Linked DNA regions of Mus musculus: region 1 is linked to region 2. A link is a loop called in an ENCODE intact Hi-C map of the cell type or tissue named here. Cell type or tissue: left cerebral cortex. All regions are shown on one strand. Each heading gives the region's core, and the rest is flanking DNA. Links, peaks and the distances in the headings are about the cores only.

Region 1 (12,524 bases), core at 4,469-6,968, 880 kb before region 2:
GGAGTTATATGTTGTTCTGAATCACTAGATGTGAAGCACTAGATGTAGTGCTGGGAACCAAACTCAGATCCTGTGCATGACCAGAAAGTGTTTTTTTAAAAAAAACCACTGAGCCATTATCAATCCAGTCCCAGATGGATATAGCTTTTAAAAAGGGAAATAACTGGGCTGGAGAGGTGGCTCAGCGGTTAAGAGCACTGGATGCTCTTCTGAAGGTCCCGAGTTCAAGTACCAGCAACCACATGGTGGCTCACAGCCATCTGTAATGAGATCTGACGCCCTCTTCTGGAGCATCTGAAGACAGCTACAGTGTGCTTACATATAATAAATAAATAAATCTAAAAAAAGGGGAAATAACTGTTATTATGCTTGTGGAAATATAGAATGACATGCTGTTGCATATACATACAGGTACACTTCCAAGTATATAACCAAAATAATCAAAAGCAAGTTTTCAAAGAGATTTGTACATACATGTTGCTAGCACATTACTCACACTAAAGCTACAAGCAATTCAAGCATTTGTTGATAGATGAATGAATGACATATAATTTATCCATACAACGGAGTATTGTTCATCCATAAATGGGACAAAATACATTGTAAAAGTAATTTTATTGGCATATATATATTATACGTGTGCTAGATTTCATACTTCCTATTGGGAACATTTGTTCTTTTATATTTTTCCTGCTATTTCCTTTAAAAAAATTATATACATCTGGGACTGTAGTGATAATGGCTTAGTGTTTTAAACACTTGCTGCTAATGACATAGCCTTGTTCTTTATGACTGAAAATTTTCTCTATATATGTAAATTTCTCTATATGTAATATATATTGTGATCATATCTTCATATATTGTGGACCAATTCTTCTTGTCTGGATAGTGAAAACCCTATGCTTATTGAGTAAATCAAGATACTGATGACAAATATATTATTACACTTATATATGGTACATACTACAGGCAAGTGCATACAGATAGTAAATAAGAGATTACCACAGACTAGAGGAAAGGGAAGTGAATTAATATTTAACATGTAGTGAGTTTTTGTTGGAAATGATAAAGTTTTGGGTAAATATACTGGTAATGGTTACCAGTATATCGTGAATACATTTAGTGTCAATGAATTATATAGTTAGAAGTAATTAAAATGATAAATGTTCCAGAATATAATTCCAGGATAAGTATGAAAAATATTCTTAACAGAAGGGTACTGTGCTTTTAGATCTAGTTTAAGCTCTTGACAAAGTGGGGATGGTATGTTTAAGTGAAAGAGCAAGTGCTGCAGAAGTTCTAGTAGCGATGATAAGATATAAAGGCATGTGGATCCTGTCATTTAGTTACGGAAAACTGTGAGCTTAAGGCCTCTATTTACCCATGCTTGTTACTTTAGCTTTGGCGCTTAACACAGTATCTGCTATACTGTGAGTACTTGATATGTATTTGTTGGATGATTAAATGAATACATAAAATCTGTAACTTCCTAATCTACTTAAATGTTTGTATGGTGGGTGCTGCAGACCTTGGTAGATGGTTTGGGGCTCTTCCATACTGCTCTGATAATATGAGTGCCCATGTCCACTGGCATACTGTGTGACACAAAATAGAGGATCCTAGCAAACTAGTGGAACCTCAGAATGGACTGGGAACAGGGTGGTGGCTCCTTCCTCCATCTTTATGCAAGTCCCCTCAGGTGCTGGCAGCCTGACACCTCCCCATAGTGACGGTGGGATGGTTAATTACTCCAGAGCTTGTGTAGATTCCCCATTGAGCCAAAGGCTGTATTAAAAAAAAACCACATTTGCTACTGTACCATACAGTAAATTTGCATCTCCATGCTGGAGTCTGGAGTCTGTTTTCCAGGTTCATGACTCCACCTCTATCACCCCCTTCTGGATCCCAGTTCCTACAATTATATAGCCTGTCCTTTTGGGTATCTTTGTCAATTATTTGATCTATATTTAGAAGTATGAGCCTGTAACTAGATAGTGTAATTTCTTGTAACTAGTTACACAGTATATTAGCTAGACTAGGCTCATTGCTGCATCAAATAATTTCTGCATCTCAGTGAACTTATTCAATCAAGGATTATTTTCTAGCTGTGCTGTGTCTCTAAGCTGATGGAGGAGAGTTGGGATAAAGGTTGACATTTTCTCCATGAACGCTTTTAGGGACCCAGCTTTCTCTTGTTTGTAGCTCCAGTGGCCCATAGATATTCACAGATCTTCCATTTTTGTACCTGGAAAATAAATGAGAGGAAAGCACATTAAGGATAATATGTGGCCAGACCTGAAAGTGTCATCCGACCACTTGTCCCCATCACATTTGATGGTAAGTGGCCACATGATAACCCAAGGGAATCCCAATAGTAAGATTCTGGGAATGTAGCTACATGTAAAGGAGGAAAGGAAGTGATGACTGGTGACATTGTATATGTATATGTAATGAGTGAAATGTACGTTCAGGAAGTTCTCCTAGGGAAGCTGTGTGGTGAGAATTCTAAGAGAAGTATCATAGGCCAAACATCCCAGACCCTCAGTGTTTAAGAAATAGAAAGAGGAAGAGCAAAGATAGGAGGCTAAAGATAGGCAAAGTGACTGAAGGAAATCTAACTGCAAGGCCACAGGGCCAAGAGAACACTCTGGGAGGGCTGTAATATTATTGTCTTTAGATTTAGTAGCATAGAGAATATATACATATATATATATATATGTATATATATATATATATATGTGTGTGTGTGTGTGTGTGTGTGTGTGTGTGTGTATCTATACCTATATCTATATAGAAACATTTTTTGAGAATTTGTAAAATGGTGAAAGGATATAGGATAGCAGCTAGTGTCCAGACAAGATGATATTCAAGATGGGAATAGAAAAAAATGGATGGGAGAAACTTGTGAATGTTTGAAATTTACAGGGAAATAAGCATGTATATAGACCCAGGAACAAGTAAACAGACTGTTGGACAAACAACTACCCTGGAAACAGACTCATGCATATGGCAATTGGCTTAGCTATTAAGAAGAAATGCTAGAAAGTGGACTGTTTCTGATACAGACATGTGTGCATCAATGTTTGGGAGCATCATTGTATCTAGGTTGGACAGTCATCTCAGCTTGGGATAGGGGTGTAAAGCAAAAAGAAACTTTCAGAAATTGTAGCCACAGGGGAAATGTGGGAGTTATAGGCCTCAGGGAAGGCCCCAAGCCCACAATGAAACAAGAGACGGATGTATCTTGATAATGACTGCAGATTTTCCATATTGGGTGATCTAGGGGTATAGTCTCAACAAGGCTAGGCAAGTTGTACCCATATACTTGAAGTGAGGCTACACCAAATTCCAGACTTGCTGTGGCTGCCATAGAGCCTGTATATATTTTACCCCTCAGAGCTTCAGGTCCCTCTGAAACAGCCATAAATTTTACTTCCTAGGAGCAAAGTGAGGGAAGGTTTTTATAGTGGTCCTCCAAAATAAGGCAGACTGGGTCATTTAAACAGCTGTGGTTCAAGGCACAGATATCTATTGACTCATAGTTTTAGAGGCCAGAAGTCCAATATCAAAGTGTGCACAGAGTTGCTTTATCCCGAGCCCTTTCTCTTTACTATGCACTTAGCTTAATTCATTCTGTCTGTATCTGTATCTGTATCTGTATCTGTATCTGTATCTGTATCTGTATCTGTATCTGTATCTGTATCTGTATCTGTATCTGTATCTGTATCTATCTGTATCTGTATCTGTATCTGTATCTGTATCTGTATCTGTATCTGTATCTGTATCTATCTGTATCTGTATCATCTGTATCATCTGTGTTTCTATCTCCTAAGGAAACAAGTCACAATGCATTAGGATCTACCATACAAACCTTATTCTACTTTGGTTGCTTCATTAGAAGGTCTTTCACTAAGGACAATTACATTCTGTAGTACTGGGTATTAGGACTTCAGGATATGGATTTAGGAGAGAGAAAAATTCAGTCCTTATAAATATTACCTTAGGGTCTGACATGACCTCACTGAATGTGTGTAGAGTGTTATATGAAGCTTTAATGGCCCTAAAATTAATGATTAAGGATCAGGAACAGAGATGGAAACTAGCTACTTTAGACAAAATCTAAGGCAAGAGGAAGCAAACTGTTTCTGAGACGTGGGAGGAGCCAAGGGGTTCAAGATAGAGACAGAGTAGGCATTGTCTTTGTCCATTTTTATGTGAGACAGGAAGCTCTCCAAAATCTTGTTTCTTCTACTTCTGAGTTGAATCCCAGAACAGGTGACAGAATCGTGCTTTCTATAACCCCCAGTTTTCTGCTGTGGACATCCCAAGAGAGTCTCCTCATACTGATGCCTCTTTGAATCAAATTGTCTACTGATGCCCAAAGATAGTTAAGGACAATCTATTGGCCCTGCAAGGGAGCTGGCATGTGAACTTAAGCTCATCATACCTGTTCCCCTATAGTTCAGTTTTCTCCTTTGTAAAATGGCAGTTCTAGGAGTTATACATAATTTGTGGGACTCACTGTAAAATAATCATGTCCCCCATTTCTAGAAAGCCACTACTGTAGTGGGCTTCCATATGGCTTTAAAAATGTGTTTAGTATTACCTTTTCCTTTTTTTTTCCTTGAAAAACGTTAAGGTGTTGGGGAGATGGTTCAGTGGGTAAAATGCTTGCTGCACAACCATGAGGTTCTGAGTTTCTGAGTTTAGACCTCAGAACCCATGTAAAATCAGGGTATGGCAGTGTGTTACCTACAACTGCAGCCCCGGATGGGGGGAAATAGAGACAGATCCTGAGAGCTCAATGGGCAGTTAACACAGCTAATTGGTGAGCTCTAGGTTCAATAAGAGATCCTGACTCAAAAGTGATAAAGACACTTGATAGTGATCTCTGGCCTCTGCACACAGAGATACACACATGGAATTGTATGCCTTTCACACACACAAACAACTAGAACAAAGTTATTAAGCCCTTTAAGTCAGTAATAGCTGAGTCTTAAAACTAAGTGTGCAGATTCCATGTGTGACTACCTAGACTACACAACCATGAAACCAGTCTGGCTTCCAGCCATCTCCCTTCTCTTGAAATTGTACAGGTGTGCACTGTGTGATGAACAGTCAAATGCTATGCTACAAAACTGAGTTCATTTCCAAAATAAAGTCGTCCACTTCTAGGTATCTGTTGGGCACATTTAGACTTCTCTGATAGTTTGCATACAAATAGCACTCCTCAGCACCTACTCTGGATTCCCTTGCCCACTGTGTATCCCCTTCCCTTTTCACTTCACTTGGCCTTGGGTACTCTGAAAGCATCAGAATCAAGGGTCGACATCAGTCCCTACGGGGCTCAGACTCATAGTTGAGCTCACATTTATGCGTTAGAGCTACAGCACTTTTGTTCTTTGGTAGCCTGGGAAATCCCTGTGTTCCCTAGCAACAAGACCCATTTGGAGCTGTTGCTAGGGAAACCCTGGGATTTCCATAGTTACTGAGAGCTCATGCAGCATCTTTTCTCCTATAGCTGAACATATCTGGTATCAGCAGAAGAGGGGGAAGGGAGCTGATCTGCTGCTACCAAAGGGGGCAGGGCTGTTTTCACTGTATCTTATGATTCTGCACAGAGGAGCAAACAAATGAGCAGGGCCAGAGCCTGCCTGCAAGAATTATGAATCAATAGTGCTATCCTCACCACATAGAAACCTCTAAGCAATGGGCGATCAATTTGGAGTGATGTGGTCTCTTGGGTTTCCATGGTCCCGAGTGTACACAGCACAGAAATCACTGAATGCATTCTATCTATTTATTTGTGTTTCCTCCCACTCTGAGTAGGCACCAGATCTTCTCTTTGGTTGTCTGGGGAAAGAGCAAGAACATTTTTGAATACATGAAATAAAATAGGTACATTTTGAAAGGAAATAATTTTAATTGGACTGCAACTACTAAAATATTTTTCTTACAGCATGATTTTGTCATAAAACTTATCAAATAATAAAATGGAGTAGCAGCTCTAATTACTGTCAAAGTGCTGACAAGTGTAAAGGATATTTGGAAAGAGTTACTGCCACGAGTACTGAGGATACTAGGGATTTCTCTTGACGACAAAGTCCTGATTATTACCTTTACTGTTTGCACCCTTAATTGGCAAAGCTAAATTTCAGTTAGAGGTTGTTAAAAGAAAAAAAATACTCTCCCAAATTTAATTCCACAGACTCTCTAAACTTTATGGATGTTGTGGACTCTGGGCTTGAACACAGACAATCATGTGTAGCTGTAACATCTTTCAAGAGCTGAGCTATTTAAACAAATAATGCTGGGAACAGCTGAATATACATAAGTCAAAGAACCATGCTGGAGTCTCACTATATACCATGCATATAAATTAACTTAAATGAATCAAAGACTTAAATTATGGGACAGAACTATAAAGCATATAGAAAAAATGGGAAAAAAGAGCTTCATTATATTAGATATAATAGCTTTTAAAAATATGGCATCAAAATATACACATGACCAAAGAACAATCAGATAAATGAGGCTACTTCAAAAGTAAAACATACCAACATACCAAAGAAAACAATCATTAGAGTAAAATGGCAATCAATGAAATGACAGAAAGCATTTATAGTTAATATATCTGATAATATATCTGTTATCGGCTATACACAAATAACTTTTACAACTGGACAACAACCATGTTTTATGTTTAAAAAAATAGACTGATGAAGTGTTAAGGAGATGTGGTGAAAAGGACACATTGCTCTTTTAGAAGATCTGAGTTTCCCAATATCCATATGGCAGCTCACAACTATCTGCTAACACCAGTCCCAGGGCATCCAATCCCCTCTTCTGGTCCTGCATGCACGTGCATTTACACAGAGGCAAAACATTAATACATAAATTTAAAACAAATTAAAATAGATAGATGGTTTAATTAGCTATTTCTCTAAAGAACATACAATAAAATTTTATTCAGCCACAAAGAAGATTGGAATTATGTTATTTGCTGGAAAACTGATGTGGCTGGAGATAATCATATTGAGTGAAATAAGTCAAACTCAGAAAAGCATATATTGCATGCCTTTTCTCATTTACATAAGAAAGAAACTAGTGGAAGGGGAAAGAGGGGGAATGAATATGGATAAAATTAGATATATTTGAAATTCCCTTTATGAAACTCAGCATTGTGTATAATAAGTTTATACCAATAAAGTGTGTATGGGGCTGACAAGATGGAGCAGTGAGCAAAATCACTTGTCTCCAAGTATGACAACCAGACAAAGTTAGATTCCTGGGACCCACATGATGGAAGGAGAGAACTGACTCTAGCAAGTTGTCTTCTGATCTACATGTATACTCCCTACCCACACATAAATAGCATAGAAAGTTTAAAGTAAATGTATAATAAATGACATGCACAATGGCTAATAAGATGCTCAACACCATCAGCCAATCAGGATCACTATGAGATTCCACTTTCCATGGAAAGTGATCCATCAGAATGGCACCCTTAAAAAATAGAAAATATCCTTAGTTAAAGTCACACCAAGGTATTTTATATTATTTATAATAGCCAGACGCTTGAAAGAACCCAGATGCCCCTCAACAGAGGAATGGATACAGAAAATGTGGTACATTTACACAATGGAGTACTACTCAGCTATTAAAAAGAATGAATTTATGAAATTCCTAGGCAAATGGATGGACCTGGAGGGCATCATCCTGAGTGAGGTAACCCAATCACAAAGGAACTCGCACAATATGTACTCACTGATAAGTGGATATTAGCCCAGAAACTTAGGATACCCAAGATATAAGATACAATTTGCTAAACGCATGAAATTCAAGAAGAACAAAGATCAAAGTGTGGACACTTTGCCCCTTCTTAGAAATGGGAACAAAACACCCATGGAAGGAGTTACAGAGACAAAATTTGGAGCTGTGACGAAAGGATGGATCATCTAGTGATTGCCATATGCAGGGATCCATCCCATAATCAGCTTCTAAACGCTGACACCATTGCATACTCTAGCAAGATTTTGCTGAAAGGACCCAGATATAGCTGTCTCTTGTGAGACTATGCCAGGGCCTAGCAAACTCAGAAGTGGATGATCACAGTCAGCTATTGGATGGATCACACAGCCCCCAATGGAGGAGCTAGAGAAATTACCCAAAGAGCTAAAGGGAACTGCAACCCTATAGGTGGAACAACAATATGAACTAACCAGTACCCTGGAGCTCTTGTCTCTAGCTGCATATGTATCAAAAGATGGCCTAATCGGCCATCACTGCAAAGAGAGGCCCATTGGACTTGCAAACTTTATATGCCCCAGTACAGGGGAACCCCAGGGCCAAAAAGGGGGAGTGGGTGGGTAGGGGATTGGGGGGGTGGGTATGGGGGACTTTTGGGATAGCATTGAAAATGTAAACGAGGAAAATACCTAATAAAAAAATAAATTAAAAAAATAGAAAATATCAAGTGTTGCTAAGAATCTGGAAAAGCTGGGACCCTTATATACTGCTTCTGGGGTTCTGAAAAGGTGTAATCTCCACAAATGACAGTATGGGGATCCCTCAAAAAATTAAAAGTACAATTATCATAAGATTCATCAATCCTACTTATATACTTACTAAAAAGATTTGGGTTCAGATCATAATGACACTTTTTACTGTAGGCTTAGATTTTTCAAAACATGCTTTAATGAGGGTTCTCAAATGCTTCGACCTCCCTTCTAGCCCACTGTCCAAAGGTAGAGGAGAAAAGATAGTAATTAGGACAAGGGGATGTGGACCTGTTTAGAAGTAGTTCTTTGGGGCAATTGCAATCTCTATTGTCAGGATATGAGCAGTTCAGACCAGTAGTGTCAGGATACCAAACATGAATCATCAGTGGTGGCTTGATCCAGTGGAAACCACCAGTTCTCCACCAAGTTGGCAGTGGGAGTAACCAGCATCAGCTGGGTCATAAAAAAGTTCTCTGCCATGCCTCTCTCAAGAGAGCAAATACTCGAGACCAATAAAGCATTACAAATCTAGCTATGCAATTGCACTGTCACTGTTGAATCCTACTTATACTCTCTACAAACATCACATGTCCTCTCACGGGTCTTGCTTCAGCAAAACTGCATGAATGCATCACATGACATGACTAGAAATTTCCACTCCATTTTATACCCTTATTTTTCTGCCTTATTCATAATAACCAGGAGGTGGAAAGATGAGCCAAATGTTCATCAGTAAATGAAGATCTGAACAAAACATGATATATATACATGAAAGTATATTATTTGACTATAAAAAGTGATATATGACAAATGTTACAACATGGATGAAGACATTTCCCTAAGTGAAATAATCAAACTACTACTAAAGAGTAATTCAAATGATAAATTTAAAGTTATATGTATTTTATGATAAGTAAAGATGAAGAGGCATACATGAGGCAAAGAAGCAAGCAATCTTTTTGGTTTGAAAATGCCTTGTTATGGGAGATGGGAATAGCCAGCCACTTTTAGATTTAAGGTCCATTCCACAAGATGTTAACTTATACCTGATACTGTTAAATGGCTAAGAATCCGAGACTAGTTAGGTGACAGGCTTAGGGGAAAAACAATACTATTATTTTGCTAAAGGAACATAGCAATAAAATGACTCCAAATGACACACTGCTATACCTACAGATCATTGCATCACTCACCCCTCATCAGAGAAGCTTCTCCTTGCAGTAAATGGGAATTAACAGAGACCCACAACTGGACAACATGCAGAGAGTGAGAGACTTTGGAGCACTCAGTTCTAAATGGGATGTCTTCATTAAAACCCACTTTTCAAGTCTCAAGGATCTATGTGGAAAAGGAGGCAGAAATATTGTAAGAACCAGAGGTAATGGATGACTCCAAATAAACCTTGTATTTTTCCAGGCATAATAGGACTGAAACACATATGAACTTTGAGAGATTGTGGAAACACACAAGAGGCCTGCACAGGTTCAATCCAGACAGCACCCAGCTCCGGGAGGATCCCAGCACTGGGATGGGGAAGGGTTATACTAGATACAAGATCTCATACCTATGCAAGAAAACTATTTGGAACTGATATCTGCTAAGAAAGGAAAAATCTGTTTTTTTTTTCAATGCAGTGTCACTAGGTATATTGAGAACCAAGGAGAGCATATCCAGAGAAGCCTATGTGCCACAATCTACAAGAGAATATCTGGAGATGGGGCATTAAACCCTGAGCCTCTGGCTGTGCAATCTTCACAGACCACAGAACTTCAACATCAGAAAGGCAATGCATTTTCCCAGGCTCCTTTGTCAGGAGACCCACTTCCAACTGTCTTTACTGCTAGTCCAAAAAAGATGCAAACCTATTTCCAGGTGAGCTAGAGAACAGAAATAAAAATAAGTCTGTGTTTGGCAACACGGAGAAAGAGGCCACATTGATGGTTTTTCTCACTTAGTTGTTCATTCAAGTAAATTGTATTGAACATCCAGTGAACTTAAACAAATTTTCATATTTTCTAGTTTCCTGAGCTCAAGTTGCTCTTTAAATATTCAACATTCTAAATTAGCTCCTCAAAACTATAATGACTGGCTCTCTCTCCTCTCCTCTTAAACTGCACAAGCATCTTAGAAAAATTTGCTATTGTTTTACAGTTATTGTATCTTATTTCTCTTCTCCATGAATCAAAAATTTCATTATTACTCATGCTATATAGTCACTGCTTATCTAAAATAATCCACCTTCATTTTGCCATCTTCTTGCATGTTAGTATTCCCAAGAATAATTTTCCCATCATACAATCTTAGACATCCATTAAACAATGGCTTCTGTTAAAGAGTACCATTCTTTGAGCCAAACAGCTGCCACTTTCACTAGCTCAGCTGTGCCAGCTTGCAAGAGACTATTGCCATCAAGAACCTGTTGACCACTGATGTTCCCTAACAGTAGGAGGGTATAGGGAGAGCCATTGGATCCTCTCTGGAATATTAGCCATGTTTTCCAGACACTTGTACACAATTCTGCTCTAATTGCACATGGTCTTGGAATCTTTGGAGGTTCTATAGGATAGGAAAGGTTAACTGATGAGATTCTATATGACTAGGGGGAATCCATCATTTATCCTGGGCAAAATTTTCTAGTACATTAGCTTCTGTGGTGTCCGTGCTCCTATAAGTAACTTCAATTAGTTCTCCAGGGTGAAGCTTGGTGTAATTGTACTTTGGTTTGTTGTTGAATGGAGTTATGTAACCACTTTGTGGACTCAGTTCTTTCCTCCCACCTTTAAGTGACTTCTGGGAATCTAATAAGTTGCAAGTCTTGCTGGCAATCACATTTACCAGAAAGCCATCCTAATATGCTTATTTATTCAAAAATTTCATGTATGAAGTGTTACATCCTAACAAAAACTTCAAAAGTATAATTTTGCAGTGGCTATGAAGCTAACATAAAGTTATATACCACACGAGTCTACATAGAGTATTTTTAGCAATGCAGAGCCTCCCATATGAAGTATAATCAACTTCTATGATAAAGGAAGATGTATGATAATTATTTTTCTTTGTTTTACTACCCTTTAAAACATTTAGTAATAATTTTTATTCCATTTGACATTAATCAATCATTTACCCTTTCAGTGCTGAGGTTCTTACCCAGGGTTGTGCATGTTAGACATGCACTCTAGCTCTGATCAACTCTCTACCAGCCTGAGCTGAAAATTTTTATCCAGTTTTAATTTTCAAAGAAAATTTGTCTACATGTTTTCTTGAAGTTATTTTTGTTGTTGTTCTGGTATTTTTTTGAGACACAATTTTATGTAGCTCAGGTTGGCCTTAAACTCACTGTGTAACCAAGGCTGGCTTTTGAACTCCAGATCCTCTTGTTACCACTCCCCAAATGCTGGGATGGTTAAAACTCAACTGTATTGAGCTTTGACAAATGCCTAAGTTGTGTGTCTACTAATACAATTATGGTGTTAAGCTTTTCTCTGTTCTCAGAAAGCTCCCTATTCTATTTCCTATTCAGTCTTTTTCTCATCCTAGGTAGCCATTATTCTGGTTTCATAAATTGTTCTTCATTTTCTAGAATGTTCTATAATTAAAATAAAATATTTTTCAATATTATTATAATTCTTTCTTTGTGTTTGTTTCACTGTTTTATTTTTATTATTGAATTACATTTCATTGGATAGATCACAATTTATTTAAACATTTACATGTAAGGAGATATTGGTTTATTTGTTTCCATTTGGAATGTTATGACCTTGTGGTGCTTTGAATAATAATGGTCCACAGATGCTTGTGGGGAATTGCAGGCTGGTATCCAGTTGATCTCTCTCTCTCCATTTTTATAATAAAGCTCTTAAACCATAGAGTCTCTGCTCCATCAAGTTCCGCTGCACACTCTGGTCAGTGTTGGGAACTTCTTCCCCTATTCCCTCTCTCCTACAACCCCGAGGCTTTAGCAAGGTAGCTCCGGGGTTCCCAGTCAGGGGACTGCCCCTTTTCCACTCCCCACTGCGTGAGTCA
Region 2 (2,500 bases), core at 1-2,500:
TCAAAAGATGGCCTAGTCGGCCATCACTGGAAAGAGAGGCCCATTGGACACGCAAATTTTATATGCCCCAGTACAGGGAAACGCCAGTGCCAAAAAGTGGGAATGGGTGGGTAGGGAAGTGGGGGGGGTGGTATGGGGGACTTTTGGGATAGCATTGGAAATGTAATTGAGGAAAATATGTAATTAAAAAATATTTAAAAAAAAGAAATAAGAAGCTGAATTTCTTATAAAACAGTTCTGGGATAGGTAATGGAATGTCCATGAGTTATGTTTGGATAAGTATACCCAGGACTAAGAACAGGCAGGGAAATGAGGCTGAGGGTGTAGGGTCTAACTCAATGGAGAGAGCAAAAGAAGGCACTGCCTTAAGACTACTAGCATTTCCATTTAGAGAACACTAACATTCCAATGGCTGCTATAGATGCTGCAGATGTAGTAGGAAAACAACAAAATACCTATCTTGGGTTGCTGATATGAAGATTGTGCTAAGTACTTAAAAGGAAAGTCAAATAAGGTGGCAATACAGAGTAGCATGGAATCTTTTCAGAGTTGATCTCCAAAGGAGATCTAAAGACAAAAGAGCCAGTCTTGACAAGATCTCTGGGACACACACACACACACACACACACACACACACACACTGAGAGACAGAGTCAGATCAAGTGTGAGGCTATAGAGGAGAAGGACACTTAGTGTATGTGAGAAATCAAAAGGAGACTAGAAGCCTGGGGTGGAAATAAGAAGGTTGTTAAAAGGATTCAGCAGGGTCAGAGATCCTAGCAGGGCCATATCTTTTAGGATGATGGAACTGGAGCCATGAGTTTGAGTTTTATCATCAGAATAATAGAAACCCACTGGGATATTTTAAGTAAAGTGACAGAATATAATTTTCTTATAAATAATGGACTATGAAGGACAAGGTCGGAAGCCACACATCTCTTTAGTCGTGACTGAAGCTATCCAGCAGAGACCTGATATTAGCTTAGGCTAGGACAAGTGGAGTAGAAGTTGTAGAGGTCCTGGAAAAGAGACTTCACCAACAGCCATGTGAAGCCCTAAAGGTGTCACCTAACTGCTGAAGTAGGCCTGGTTGGTGTGTGTTATGGGCCTATGTGTGGTGTGTATGTGTGTCTGTTTGTGTCTCTGTGTGTGTGCTGTAAAGGGGGCATCTGTATGTGTGTGTGCTATAAAGGGGCTGTAAAACACAATAACCCGTCCCATTTTCCTGATGTCAGTTCGCCCTCTGGTGGTTGGGTTCCTTTTCTGTGCCCTGAGGACTTCCTTGTTATTGGACAAAACAGTGGGGAGATCCCTCTACATTGATCTCCCTCCAAAAAAGGATGTGACAAGTGTCCCATCTTTCAGCTTCAAGCTATGAAACAGATCGATTAATGCTGCTGATTAAGTCTGCCTGATCCAGGATGGGAGTGGCAGTCTGTAAGAGAAGCTGTGACCAACAAGGGTCAGACAGAAAGGGAAGAAAAAGTGAGGGACAGCAGGGGCTTTTGTTTTCTATAGGTCACCAATACAAAAGAAAATTGATGGTCATGCACAAGTGGGGCAAATTATCTTCGGTGGATATTTTCAGAAGAAAATAAAACCATTCCAATTTAAACATTTGTAAACTAAGAGCAGAGAACATCATGTTGTACTGAATAAACATAGCACACAATGGAAAATGTATTTCAGCTCTTTCACTACAGCCAGTTACAGAAAGAGGCGGGGGTGGCGGCCAGCAACAAGCAGCAGAGAGTCACGATCTTGCTGAGAGAACAGAGGAAAGGGGGTGGATGGGGCTTGGTCAGAAATAGACACTGTCTGACTAGGCTGACGTCCAAAGGCTCACCGGATGTCTGTGCCATGTCCCAAACAGACTCACAAAAACAAGACACAAACACACACGCGTGCACACGCACACGTGTGCACACACACACACACACACACACACACACACACCTCACACTCAAGATTAAGGGAACATAGATGTTTAATGCACAGAAAAATGTTGTGGAAGATGAAATACAAGGATGTCTGGGAAAAGGGAAGCTGAGCATTAAAGTCTGTGTTTTTAAACCTAGAGAGCCCTGCTTTGTCAAAGCAAGCAAGCAGCTCCAGGGCTTGGCTGAAGGTAAACCAGACTCCATAGAGAAACTACCACTTTCTTGCTGATAGGAAGGTAAGCATTTTCAATATAACCAGCCACCTGTTTCTGGCACTAGTGTTCTTCTAAGCATGCAAGAATAATGTCTTGTGCAGGTTCCAGGGTTTGTAAAAACATTAATTCAGTGCAGCCTTAGCAACAAGCATTATGGCAAGCAGCTGTCCAGGGCTTTAGATACAGGGGCTTCTCTCCCTGTTGGCTGGGCCTCTCTTAAGCTGAAGGGCTTACAGTCTTCTTTCCAGCATAATAGCACAACAGAGAAGCCAAGTACATACAAAGCAGTGACCCATCACCAGTGCTAACTCCCTACTGTTTACCACCTTAAGCCCAAGACTTGAG

Evidence for each region. Hi-C counts contacts between places; a loop is a spot of excess contacts. Peaks named below come from ENCODE experiments on the same cell type or tissue, not always from the same donor. Only the 100,000 strongest peaks of a DNase experiment are listed, where the experiment ranks them.
Region 1: a loop joins it to region 2, with 12 times the contacts of the local background. A loop is called at or near these places in 2 of 42 quality-filtered maps.

The regions. Positions count from the first base shown.
Region 1 is chrX:72,888,810-72,901,333 of GRCm38, reverse strand. No RefSeq gene overlaps it. Among named protein-coding and RNA genes, the nearest start is that of Gm52416, 16 kb to the right of the region's middle. In left cerebral cortex, for the core only: no CTCF peak of the experiment used is centred there; a DNase peak (open chromatin) is centred at 5,460.
Region 2 is chrX:72,011,716-72,014,215 of GRCm38, reverse strand. No RefSeq gene overlaps it. Among named protein-coding and RNA genes, the nearest start is that of Cnga2, 21 kb to the right of the region's middle. In left cerebral cortex, for the core only: a CTCF peak has its summit at 1,254 (motif pointing left); DNase peaks (open chromatin) are centred at 1,278, 1,779 and 2,331.